Regions from separate parts of the Homo sapiens genome. Here region 1 is linked to region 2. Evidence: read pairs that join two places in POLR2A ChIA-PET (ENCODE). Cell type or tissue: IMR-90. All regions are shown on one strand. Each heading gives the region's core, and the rest is flanking DNA. Links, peaks and the distances in the headings are about the cores only.

Evidence for each region. ChIA-PET counts read pairs that join two places held together with the same protein. Peaks named below come from ENCODE experiments on the same cell type or tissue, not always from the same donor. Only the 100,000 strongest peaks of a DNase experiment are listed, where the experiment ranks them.
Region 1: POLR2A ChIA-PET joins it to region 2 with 15 read pairs; 2 of 35 experiments call an interaction of 5 or more read pairs at or near these places.

Annotation. Positions count from the first base shown.
Region 1 is chr17:5,481,542-5,484,356 of GRCh38, forward strand. DERL2 (derlin 2) reads right to left here. Exons shown (of 7, transcript NM_016041.5): 3 at 1,268-1,341. Among named protein-coding and RNA genes, the nearest start is that of DERL2, 3.2 kb to the right of the region's middle. In IMR-90, for the core only: no CTCF peak of the experiment used is centred there; no DNase peak of the experiment used is centred there.
Region 2 is chr17:5,235,177-5,237,991 of GRCh38, forward strand. It overlaps ZNF594-DT (ZNF594 divergent transcript), which reads left to right. Exons shown (of 6, transcript NR_152840.1): 6 at 1-827. Among named protein-coding and RNA genes, the nearest start is that of SCIMP, 1.7 kb to the left of the region's middle. RefSeq lists enhancers at 1-125, 2,071-2,370. In IMR-90, for the core only: a CTCF peak has its summit at 2,560 (motif pointing left); no DNase peak of the experiment used is centred there.

The DNA.
Region 1 (2,815 bases), core at 10-2,509, 250 kb after region 2:
TTTTACCAAGCATTTGAGAAAAGGTCAAGACCAGCATCATTTTTTACAAACTGTCCCTGGCTGGGAACTAATCCAGATGACACACAGACATGCTTTCAGTCCCCTATTCTTTTTTTTTTTTCTTTTGAGACAGAGTCTCGCTCTGTCACCTAGGATGGAGTGCAATGGTGCCATATCGGCTCACTGCAAGCTCCGCCTCTCAGATTCAAGCGATTCTCCTGCCTCATTCTCCTGAGTAGCTGGGATTACAGTTGTGTGCCACCATGCCAGGCTATTTTTTGTATTTTTAGTAGAGAGCAGGTTTCACCATGTTGGCCAGGCTGGTCTCAAACTCCTGACCTCGTGATCCACTGCCTTGGCCTCCCCAAGTGCTGGGATTACAGGTGTGAGCCACCACACCCGGCCCTCCAGTCCCCTATTAAACCTTTAAAAATTTGTATTGTCTTTCCTGTGCTCAGCCACACCTTAATATGCACCATCTTTGCTTTCCCACATCCTAACTTGGAAGAAATCCGCAGCAAGAAGCCTTGTGTGCTCAACTACTTTTCCAGCCTGGCAGGTTGAGCACCTCAGTCAATAAAGATGAATTACGATGAGAAAAAACTTTAATGGAAACTTATCAGAATGATATCCTACATAGGATATAAAATGGATTCCTGCCATCCTCAGGAAGGAATGCAGCTGCAGATGAGTTGAACTGTAACTCCCTCTTAATACAGAGGGCAGGGGTGGAAGAGGAATGCCCTGCTCTGTGGCCCCAATTACCATTGGATCAGAGCTGGGGTTTTCCTTTCAACAAACCGGAACTTGACAAGCCCAGCAGACACAACCACTGTCTTTCAGCCAGTAGTTCCAGCAACCAGGACCCAAGGAGATCTCAGGTTCCCACTCCTCATGAACCCATTCCAAAACTTATGCCCAAATTCTGCTGAATTACCATTGCATTCAGGTTGTTTTACGGCTTCGAACCTGTTGGTTACTGTGGAGGTATGCCTCAGTTAAATCAATTCTCCCCTCCCTTGATCAGATTTGTAAGTAACAAAAGAGCAGAAGTGCTATCTTTTTATGGTTAAAACCTCCCATTTGAACAAAGTGACCTACAGACATTTTCAAAACATTACTACCTAAGCAACTACTTTATGTACCACTGACCCAGAAATCATAGCTAAGATGGTACCAAAAACAAGTAACAGGATGAAAAGTTTCAACTTAATTTTTTACTTCCTAAGAAAAAGTTTTGATGCTGACCCCATTTAATAAAGGATACAGAAAAATCATGTTAAATAAAAAATTGAATCCAACTGGCCCAAAAAATAAGAAGTTGGTGATTAATCTCCATATCTGTTAAAAAAAAATCAAGAGAAAGATGTATTAAGTAAAATAAATTACCAGGAAACAGTTCCATATTAATACAAAAGAAACATCCTATGACTGCGGTGGTTGAGAAGCCTTGGACAGAGTGATACTCTGTTCTGAAACAAAAACGGGGGCATATAATCTGATGTTAGATTTTTTTTGCTGCTTTTAGTTCAAAGTCTGAAAGACATCATTGGGACTGTGACATTTATAATAATAGGAAAGAAAATTTTAAATTGTGATCGTCGTATGGAGAAAGTTTGCTGGAAAGACTAGGTTAATCGGCAGAACAGAAAACAGTGCTTTCATATGTAGTATCATCATATAATAAATAGAACTGACATATCAGAGAAAAACTTCAGGGTCTAATATAAATTGCTGAGAAATGTTTACATTAGGCAGTCAGAAACATCTAAAAGAAAGGAAAATTCTTTTTTTTTAAACTAAAACTTAAAAAAAAAAAAAAAGAGATAGGTTCTCACTATGTTGTCCAGGCTGACTCAAACTCCTGGCCTCAGGGGATCATCCACCTCAGCCTCCCAAAGTGCTGGGATTACAGGCGTGAGCCACTGCACCCTGCCAAACACTTATTTTCTTGTTGGAAACCCTGATAGACCCTTCCCTACCCAACATCTCCACACCCACAGTAACCACTCTCAATTGTAGAGTGCTTAACGTTTTAAAATGTCTACTATCTCTTGTGATCCACAGACAAGCAAGCTACCCCCAATTCACAGATAGGAGACTAAAAGTTGACTGACTAGCTGAATACTAGTTATTCAGCTAAAAGTTGAACTTTTAAATGTCCTGACCAAGGACCCGCAGGAGTAGATGGAAACTCTGATGGCAAATCTAGAACTCCTAACTCCAAATGCACAGTGTCATCAAGAGTTTAACCCCAGGCAGAGTAAAGCCAAGTAGGAAGCAAGACTTACTTGGATGGAACTACAGCGCCATGTGAGTATTGTGCGAACACAGTGACAAGAGATGACAGGACTGCTTTACAGACCACTAAATTCTTGAGAATTGTTAACTATTAAAGTTGAAACAATTCAGTTCTACATATTAATTATCCAGATTTTAGAGTCCTCATCCTAGTGAGGAGACAAGCATACGCATAACTGCAAAGTAAAAGTGAGAGATGTTCTAAAACAAAGGAGGATGAGTACATAAAGGTTACACAAAAGCTGCGTTTTGAAAGGCAAGCTAGAGTTCAATGGATATAAAGTGAATGAAACACATTTGAGACAGACAGAACAGCATGTGTAGAGGCACAGTTATTGGCTTTTGGGTCTCTCCCCTACTCCAACTATGGTAAGATCATCCTGGAACAGAAAAATCCATCTCTCTTTTAGCATTTTATTTTGAGACAGGGTTTCGCTCTTGTCTCCCAGGCTGGAGTGCAATGGCACAATCTCGGCTCACTGCAACCTCCGCCTCCCGGGTTCAAGTGATTCTC
Region 2 (2,815 bases), core at 295-2,794:
CAGCTCCCATGCAGAGACAGATCCAGGTAAGAAACCAGCTCATGTGTGACAAACTCACCATCTCACCATGAAGGTGACTCTTGAAAGCTCCTGTGCACCTTGGAACTGCTGAGACATCTTCTGCTTGGAGGAGGCAAGGGACAGGCTTCCTGTTTCTAAAGGCGTGTGAGTGGCGACCTTGAGAAATGTGGCCAGTGGAGCATTTTGACTGAGTTGGGTCCCCTCGTGCAATACTGTGAGACAGAACTCCCAGCGAGGCCCACGGCCTCTGACCATGGGGGTTGGAGTGGGGAAACCAATTAGCCATTTTGTTGAATTGGCTGGTTCTGACTCAAATGAGCAGTCACATTAGTAAAAATAGGCAAACGGATGTGCATTGTATTTGCCCAGAGCGAATGAGTTGTTATCCATTTCAGTAATAATGATAACCAGATATGTCTGATAAATATCTGATAATGTCTGATATATGTCTGGTAAATTTAACAAACACCGGGCTCTGGCTGGGTGCGGTGGCTCACACCTGTAATCCCAGCACTTTGGGAGGCCAAGGCGGGTGGATCACCTGAAGTCAGTAGTTCGAGACCAGCCTGGCCAACATGGTGAAACCCCATCTCTACTAAAAATACAAAAATTAGCTGGGCATTTTGGTGTGAACCGGTAGTCCCAGCTACTCAGGAGGCTGAGGCGGGAGAATTGCTTGGACCCGCGAGGTGGAGGTTGCAGTGAGCCAAGATCACACCATTGCGCTCCAGCCTGGGCAACAGAGCAAGACTCTATCTCAAACAAACAAAACAAAACATCTGGCTCAGAAGATTCCTGATTTGCAGTGTTTACTAATTTCTTTTTTCTTTTTCTTTCTTTCTTTCTTTTTTTTTTTTTTTTTTGAGATGCAGTCTCACTCTGTCGCCAGGCTGGAGTGCAGTGGCTCAATCTCAGCACACTGCAACCTCCGACTCCCAGGTTCAAGCAATTCTCCTGCCTCAGCCTCCCAAGTAGCTGGGACTACAGGTGTGTGCCACCGCATCCGGCTAATCTTTGTATTTTTAGTAGAGACAGGGTTTCACCATGTTGGCCAGGCTGGTCTCGAACTCCTGACCTCAAGTGATCCACCTGCCTCGGCCTCCCAAAGTGCTGGGATTACAGAGTTGAGCCACTGCACCTGGCCAAGGCCTGAACTCTTTCTTCTTAGGCTCATCCAAAGTTTAGCTGCTAAAAAACCTTCCTAAAAGCCAATTTAAAATTTTCTTCTAGGCCGGGCACAGTGGCTCACGCCTGAAATCCCAGCACTTTGGGAGGCCAAGGCAGGCGGATCATGAGGTCAGGCGTTTGAGACCAGCCTGGCCAACATGGTGAAATCCCGTCTCTACTAAAAATACAAAAATTAGCCAGGCATGGTGGCAGGTGCCTGTAGTCCCAGCTACTTGGGAGGCTGAGGCAGAAGAATCGCTTGAACCTGGGAGGCGGAGGTTGCAGTGAGCCGAGATCGAGCCACTGCACTCCAGCCGGGGTGACAGAGCAACACTCCGTCTCAAAAAAAAAAAAAAAAAAAATTCTCTTCTGAGGGGTGAATAAATGCTTCTGTGGATAGAGCTCATCCTAGGCTAACAAAGCTGTGACTTCTTGGTTTGTGTTTCATTCATTCATTCAATAAATTACTCAATAAATTATTTTGCTAACCTTTAAGGACCTCAGTTCAGCTGTGATATAGTAAACTCTGTAGCCCTACTATTTCTAACAATGCCTTTTGCACAGCAAGTTCAAGCCTGAGGTGTCAGGTGATCAGAATTCCAGGCCCGGTTTGACAAAACTTTCTTTGTGAATCCTTCCCTTCTCTGAGCCTCAGTTTCCTTGTTGTAAAATGAAAGAATTCAATTGACAAATATGAAAGTGCTCCAGGGATTTTGCCATCTGCCTTCAAGAAAGTCCCGCAAAGTGTAGGAGGAAGTTGAAGCCATAATATGATGCAGGCTAAATACAATGACCTTCAATTTGTGCCAGACCCTGTGCTCAACAAGTAGAGACTCAGAACTGGGCAAGTCATTCATGGGTAGAGCACATGGCACATGTTCTACAGGACAGAAGGCACATAAGTTATTACTATGCAAAGTGATGAATGCTAGTGCTGTGGAAGCACAAAAGTGGGAGAGAAGAAAGGGTCTGAGTGGTAGCATTTGAACTGGGCCTTGAAGGATGTGTAGGAGCTCACCAAATGGACAGAATGTGGACAGACACAAAGCAGCCATAGTATTTGGAGAGAAAGAGATGGTTGCATGGCTGATCAAGAGTGAATGTGTTGGGCAGTCAGAGGCTTGAGAGCAAAGTTTAGGGACACACACCACGGCATCTGGATCTACCCACTTCCTTGCTATCTACATTCTTCCCCGACTCCACCATTTGTCTTTCCACCACAAGAGGAGGGCAGGAAGTTGGGGCGGTTGTGTTCTTTCTGCACATCTGAAATGCCACCTGCTGGTCTGGGCAACTAAAGAGGTCCCTGAGGGCCCTAGATTAGCGGCTGGACCAGAGGGTGTCAAGGAGAATGAAGGGCACCCTCTAGTGGTCACCTGTGGTGCTTTCTCCTCAGGATTCTGGTCCCTCTGACCTCCCCGTAGGGATGGCTGGACACACAAGATGTTCACCTCTTAAAGCTACAGAGACCATCAGGCTAGAGGACACTCAGAAGGGATTCCAGTCCACCCTTCATCTCATGACTCAACCTTTTTGTCAACATCCGGGTGGCACCCAGCTTCTGCCGTTTTGTTTCTTCTCACTCAGTCATCTAAGTCATGTGTAAAATGAGGTGTTATTCTTTGTG